Regions from separate parts of the Homo sapiens genome. Here region 2 is linked to region 1. Evidence: chromatin contacts called from ENCODE Hi-C data. All regions are on one chromosome and are shown on one strand. Each heading gives the region's core, a stretch centred on a gene start or an enhancer-like site at or near the end of the contact. The rest is flanking DNA. Distances are from core to core; before and after follow the strand shown.

What was found. A loop is a pair of places that touch in the nucleus more often than their neighbours do. Pooled maps may share reads with other maps.
Region 2: a loop to region 1 is called in a map of GM12878, with 14 times the contacts of the local background. The contact joins two enhancer-like sites. A Hi-C loop is called at or near these places in 1 of 168 maps with a recorded cell type or tissue (GM12878), 4 of 37 single-sample maps with no recorded cell type and 5 of 50 pooled maps.

The regions. Positions count from the first base shown.
Region 1 is chr17:72,006,915-72,009,818 of GRCh38, reverse strand. No RefSeq gene overlaps it. Among named protein-coding and RNA genes, the nearest start is that of ROCR, 18 kb to the left of the region's middle. Within about 2 kb of position 1,483, at least 2 of the 41 ENCODE cell types and tissues checked have a DNase peak (open chromatin) inside an H3K27ac peak, as active enhancers do.
Region 2 is chr17:72,463,728-72,466,903 of GRCh38, reverse strand. The region is part of intron 1 of LINC00673 (long intergenic non-protein coding RNA 673); the gene reads left to right. Among named protein-coding and RNA genes, the nearest start is that of LINC02003, 120 kb to the right of the region's middle. RefSeq lists an enhancer at 1,196-1,405. Within about 2 kb of position 1,288, at least 12 of the 41 ENCODE cell types and tissues checked have a DNase peak (open chromatin) inside an H3K27ac peak, as active enhancers do.

The sequences.
Region 1 (2,904 bases), core at 234-2,733:
TCCCTTTTCCCTTTCTTAGTTTTAAAAGTTGAATTCAATTACAATTTAATCCTAGCCACATGAAATGTACTCTTTGTAGTATTGTGCAAGTAGCTTTATAGATACAGATAATGTTAGCATATAATATCTGCTGCTTCAAAATATCTGCAGGAGCAAAAATTTACTGCCTTCTTTGATGATATAACATACATAAAACATGCATAAAGATATACTTTATGTATATTTCTATTTGTCCATATTTCTACCTACAGAGACATATTTCTGTCTCTCTCTCTCTCTCTCTATCTCTCTCTCTCTCTCTCTCTCTCTCTATATATATATATATATATATATATATATATATATATATATATGTCAAAGTCTATATAATATATGCCATGTTATTATATGGACATAAATACAAGACTTTGCATTCTTGAACAAAAGCAATTGCAATATTACATAAGTATTGCACAAGTAACTGCAATATTACAAGTTTTATTTTCACTCAGATTCCATTATTACATGACTCTTTTCTTAATTCCCCTTGGAATGGATGTAGGTCTCATCCAAATACCCAAACAGAATCACTTCCTAATTGCAAGTCCTTTCTATGGCAATGGAAAATATATTCTTCTTACATGTTTGTTTTGTGGTCATCAAGGTTTCCCATCCACGGTCTTTCTGTGAATTCCCTTTGGGCTTAGTTTGGCCCAAAGGAGTGTTTGCAGGAGTGACTGGAAGACAGGCTCACTTTTGATAAAGGCATATCATTTCATCAGATTTGACACATTCAGAATCCTACCCACCCTCAGTACCTGGGGTTTTTCAAATCATATATTAATCTGTGTCAAGTTGACTATTGTCCGGTATTTTCAGGCCCTTGACTGGAAGTAACAGGGCTGAGAGAGAAAAGAAATCATATCCTGTCAATAAGCGCTGAAAATATTTAGTGTGGCAAGCTCTGTGTTTTCTTTCTTATGAAAAGCTGATTAATATTCAGTGGTTGAAGGTTAATACTCCATTCATTTTATTCACTTTACATCCTGCACACAGCAGTGACTGTTCCAATTTCAACCCCTAATTCATACAAATCTGGTTCCAATCAGGAGATTAGTAACTTACTGCCTAAGCAGAAACAAATCACACAATTGCTAAGCTTATCTTTCTACCCATGCACAGACACGTACATGTGCTTGAAATGGACTCATTCATGGGCAGATGCAGATTCATACAGACAGCAAAGCTTCATCAATGTGGATATAGCTAGGAAATTTCATTTGCTGGCACAACATGTGATAGGGACAGATACATGAAACTGACACGAAGAAGGCATTGTCTACATATATTCAGATGTGCCCAAGTCTCGAAACTGATTCAATAATTGTGCCCCTATTATGTCTTCTATATCACAAATATTTCTGTACTGAATCATATTTTAAACATATTAGGATGAGTCATTAAAAGACTCCCTACACTTTGTTCTTTCGCAGACTATGGCTTTATTCTGTGAGTTAACTACCACGGCTCAGTATGTTTGTTTACAAATTCATTTTTATGTTCAAAGGGTTTCCATACAATTGGACACCACTTTTTTTAAGGAGGTGAAATTGCAGCAGGATGAACCTGACAGTAATAATAAGCGAAGTTTTTCTGATTATATACGTAAAACTTCAACACAAGTCACCAAGGTAGGAAGAGAATTCACATTTCCTGAATATTTTTTGAAATCATATCTCATTTGTCTGGAAAGGATTAAGATCAGCCCTGCAGAGGTCTGCTCTGAGGCTCCTTGTTTAGCGAGTCTGTGATTTAGGGATATCTGTCCATAGTCATTCTGCAGGAAAGATGAGGGTAGGTGAGCATCTGCACTCAGGGTAGGAGGGAAGGTAGGGTAGGTATGTGAAGCAGTTTGCTCTTTAGATGATGGCACACAGAAGCTGACCTAAAGAACAAATCATCACAGCGACTGGCCATCAGATGGCGAGAATAATGGTGATTGTTTTGTTGTTTTTAAATATTGTGTATATTTTTGCTCAACACATATGTTATGCTGCTACAAAACGGACACAGTGAGACTAAAAATATGTCTCAGTGTTTCATACTACCAGTGCTTTATTTAGGGGACTTGATTTTGATTCCTTACTGAAAAGGATGTTTTCCAAAGCCTTGGAGAGATGGGAATGAACGCGATGCTAATACAGCTTTTTTGAAAGCCTAAAATCGATTCATCACCTAGAGACCTCTAGGGTTTCATCCTCCTTTCCTTTCCTTTTTGACTCCTATATTACAGAAAAAGGCAAAGTGCCAGATTTAGAGCTTACAAAACAAATACAAAAGCAAAAAACCCACAAAAATCACCACCACCATCACCACTGAACAACCGTGTCTTAGAATCATATCTCTTTCACTTGCTGGTTAAATGGCCTTGACTTCTCTGAGCCTCTTACTCTAGATGGAAGATGAAACAATGCAAACATGATGCTTAGAACATCACAGGACCTCAATGGTGGCCATTAATTACAGGTTTGATGTGAGGACTATGAATTCATATTTGTGAAAATATTTGGAAATCTATGCATTGTTAAATTATGCATCGTTACTATTTCTTGGTGTAATTATATATACATTTTTTAACCTTTAAGTTCAGGGGTGCAAGTGCAGGCTTGTTTCATGGATGAATTTGACACATGGGGGTTTGTGGTACAAATTATTTTATGACCAAGGTATTAAGCCTTGTACCCTTTGGTCATCTTTCCTGATCCTCTCCCTCCTCCCACTCTCCACCCTCCAAAAGGCTCCAGTGAGTTTTATTCTTCTGTGTCCATGTGTTCTCATCATTTAGCTCCCACTTATAAATGAGAACACGCAGCATTTGGTTTTCTGTTCCTGTGTTAGTTTGCTAAGGATAACGACCTCCAGTTC
Region 2 (3,176 bases), core at 39-2,538, 460 kb before region 1:
AAAATCAAAAAAAGGAATATTTTGTGACATGTGAAAATTATATGAAATGTAAATTTCCAAGTCTATGAATAAAGTTTTATTGAGACTCAGCTATACCTGTTCATTTGCTTATTGTCTATGGGTGCTTCATGCTACAATGGCAGAGTTGAGTAGCTCCGATGGAGATGTCATGGCCCACAAAGTTGAAAATGTTTACTCTGTGGTCCTTTACAGAAAAAGCTTGCCAGTCCCTATTCTAGATGACTGATTATTAAACAGGGAGTGTAGGAGTAGGTACCTAGTACAAAAATTGCTGGGCTTAATGCTGATTGGAATAGAGTTCACTAACAGTTGGAAAAGAAGAAAATGCAAGTATCTTTGGTATTTTAAAATAACAGAAGTAAAAAGGAAACAGGGACTGAGTTTTTGAGAATCCTGTACTGTTGATGATGTCACTTTTTCAGAAGTAATCTCTAAGTTTCAGTACACAGGCTGTAGGTATTTGCAGAGGGTGTGTGTTCTAAGATTCCCTTAAGCAGGGAACTCCCTAGGCTGTTGAATGGGTCAGGGTGGGGGTTGACAGTGGGGAGTGGAAGGGGGAGGCTTGACTCATGTCCACCCTCCTCATCCCTCTGCCTTTCCACAAGTGGGAGCTGCCTGTAGAAACAGAGCATTGCTTAAGAAGCTCAAGTTTTATTTCACCTGTTGGGTGTATTTGTCTGTTTATACTCTGCCTCATTCCACTTTCTTCTAGAAAGGATTTAAGGCAGCCAGGACCCTTCAGTGTCAAAAATCCCAGATCCTAGAAGAAGCAATGCCTAGGGGCTGTGTTTGAGGGGAGTACGCAGAGTGAGGTGTCACTGATGATTTCAAAGAGGTGACCCTGGAGCTGAACTGTTTTTCAACGAAGGGAACATTCTTTTCTTGCCTTTATCTCTCTGTCCCCTGTCACCCCGATCTCTGCTCCCACTCCCAACTCCTCAAAGGGCAAATTGTGTTGCCTTGGGTCTCATGGAGGAGAGAAGGCAGGGACAGAGAAGAGTCTGCCCGAAGCAAATGCCAATCCTTGCAGAGTGCCGAGCGAGCTGGGAGCAGCGGTGAGCTGGGTTGAGGGGCAGCCATAGGAACAAGCGCAGGGAGAAGGCTGAGTAATGGACGGGAGGCACAGTGGGTGACAGGGCTGAGAGCACAATTTATGAGTCACCCCGAGCAGCTGCTCTTTGCCCCAGGGGAGCAACTCACACATTCCCAAGGGAGCCAGTGCCTGGGAGACGTGACGTCGTTGTCACTGGGAGAGGAGTTTCAACCATGTGTGGCTTCGGAGGAGCTTGTTCCCATGGGTAACACCCAAGATTCTCAGGATGCAAAATCCCAGCCAAAAGGAGATGGGGCTCTAAGACTTCTTGTGCATGCTTGTATGTATGTATGTATGTGTGTGCAGGTGTGCATATGTGTGTGTGTGCATGTGTGTGAAAGAATGTGTCTCCTCCATGCTGAGACCTCATTATTAACTGCTGATCTGTGCATCCAGGGTGGTAAGAACTTTCATCGTTCATGGAGGAGGTGGTGGCTCTGTGACTAATAGCCCGCCAGTCCGTAGCCATCCCAACATTTTTCTCAAGGATGCTCCCTCCACAAAATCCTGCTCCAAACCCATGATTTGCATGAAACATTCCCTGTTCAACCACGACGGCTCCTCATCTGGCATGTACATTTGGATCATGGTTAGAGGGGGCTGGCCACCTCTGATTGAATTCAGAAAGCCAGCCCGGTGCCGCCCACTGACTCTCTCCCAGGCATCAGCCTTAAAGTTCTGGCAGCTATTCCCAGCTAAATGGGTGCATCAGGCCTTCTTACTGCATAGATAGTTAATAGGGGAAGGAAGAGAGCTCACTCACAGCCTCTCACTGCTGCAGTTTGTTTTATAAACCTGATAGGCACACAGCAAACCCAATGACCAGATACAATGGAAGCAGCCTTTCCTTTTGCACTGTCACCAGCCGTGGCTTTATAAAACCGTTGTTTTTCCTTACCTGGGAAGCCCTTGGGCTGTCCCTTACTTCCTTGATAAGCCAGGCAAGGACATGACAACCTTTAAAATATTGTATCTCTGTGGATAACTGAGCCCAAGAAGAGGAAGGATCTAGTGTATGCCTCCTTAACAATGAAATGAAAAACACAGGGAGCCAAAACCAAGTTTAAATGAGGGTCAGTGGATAACGCATGAACTGGGAACACAATTTGGTTGGGGAAGCTTGTCTATCCGTGGTGTTTTCTGGATAGCTGTTTTCCAGCACACACAAGTATACAACACTTATTTAAAACAGGCCAAGTGCGGTGGCTTACACCTATAACCCCAGCGCTTCGGGAGGCCGAGGCGGGAGGATCACTTGAGCCCAGAAGTTCAAGACCAGCCTGGGCAATGTAGTGAGACCTCATCTCTACAACAAATTTGAAAATTAGCTGGATGTGGTGGCACACACCTGTGGTCCCAGGCACTTGGGAGGCTGAGGCAGGAGGATTGCTTGAGCCCTGAAGGTCAAGGCTGCAGTGAGCCATGACTGTGCCACTGCACTCCAGCCTGGGAAACAGAGGAAAACCCTGTCTCAAAGAAATAATAAAAGAAAAGAAATAAAACAGACTTCCCCAAGAATAGTAAACCACAGTTACAAGTTCATATTTGTAAGTTTATTGTTTTATTGAATCTATTTTTTGGGGTGGATACTTGTTGATAGTCCCTGTGGGTACCTGGGATGTTCCTCCTAGCATAGACGGCAAAAATTTCCAGTGAATTCCTCATTTCCTCCTGTTTCTTTGTGAATGCCCGTAGCTTTAAGGGCCTCTCACCTCCTCAGAGGCAGAGGAGGTTTGTGGACTGGGTGCTAAGCTAATACCCAGGAACTGAATTTTGTTTTGTTTGCTCCACCCACTCTTGGGTAGAGGTGCCGATAGGATGGCCACACTGTGGCCACAGCAAACAGAAATGACCAGCACTACCCAGATAGGAAGCACACGTGCCCAGCTGATCCTTCGGTCCTGGGGAGCTACCTGAATCTCATGGGAAACCCACTTTCCTTTTTCCCCACCACAGACTTGGCTTTCTGCTTCCTTTCTGCTCTGCTCTTTCTGAAAATGCAAATGTGTGTTGGGCAGATCTCCTATGCAGGGAGATTGGCAGAGCCCCTAGGGACACTTGA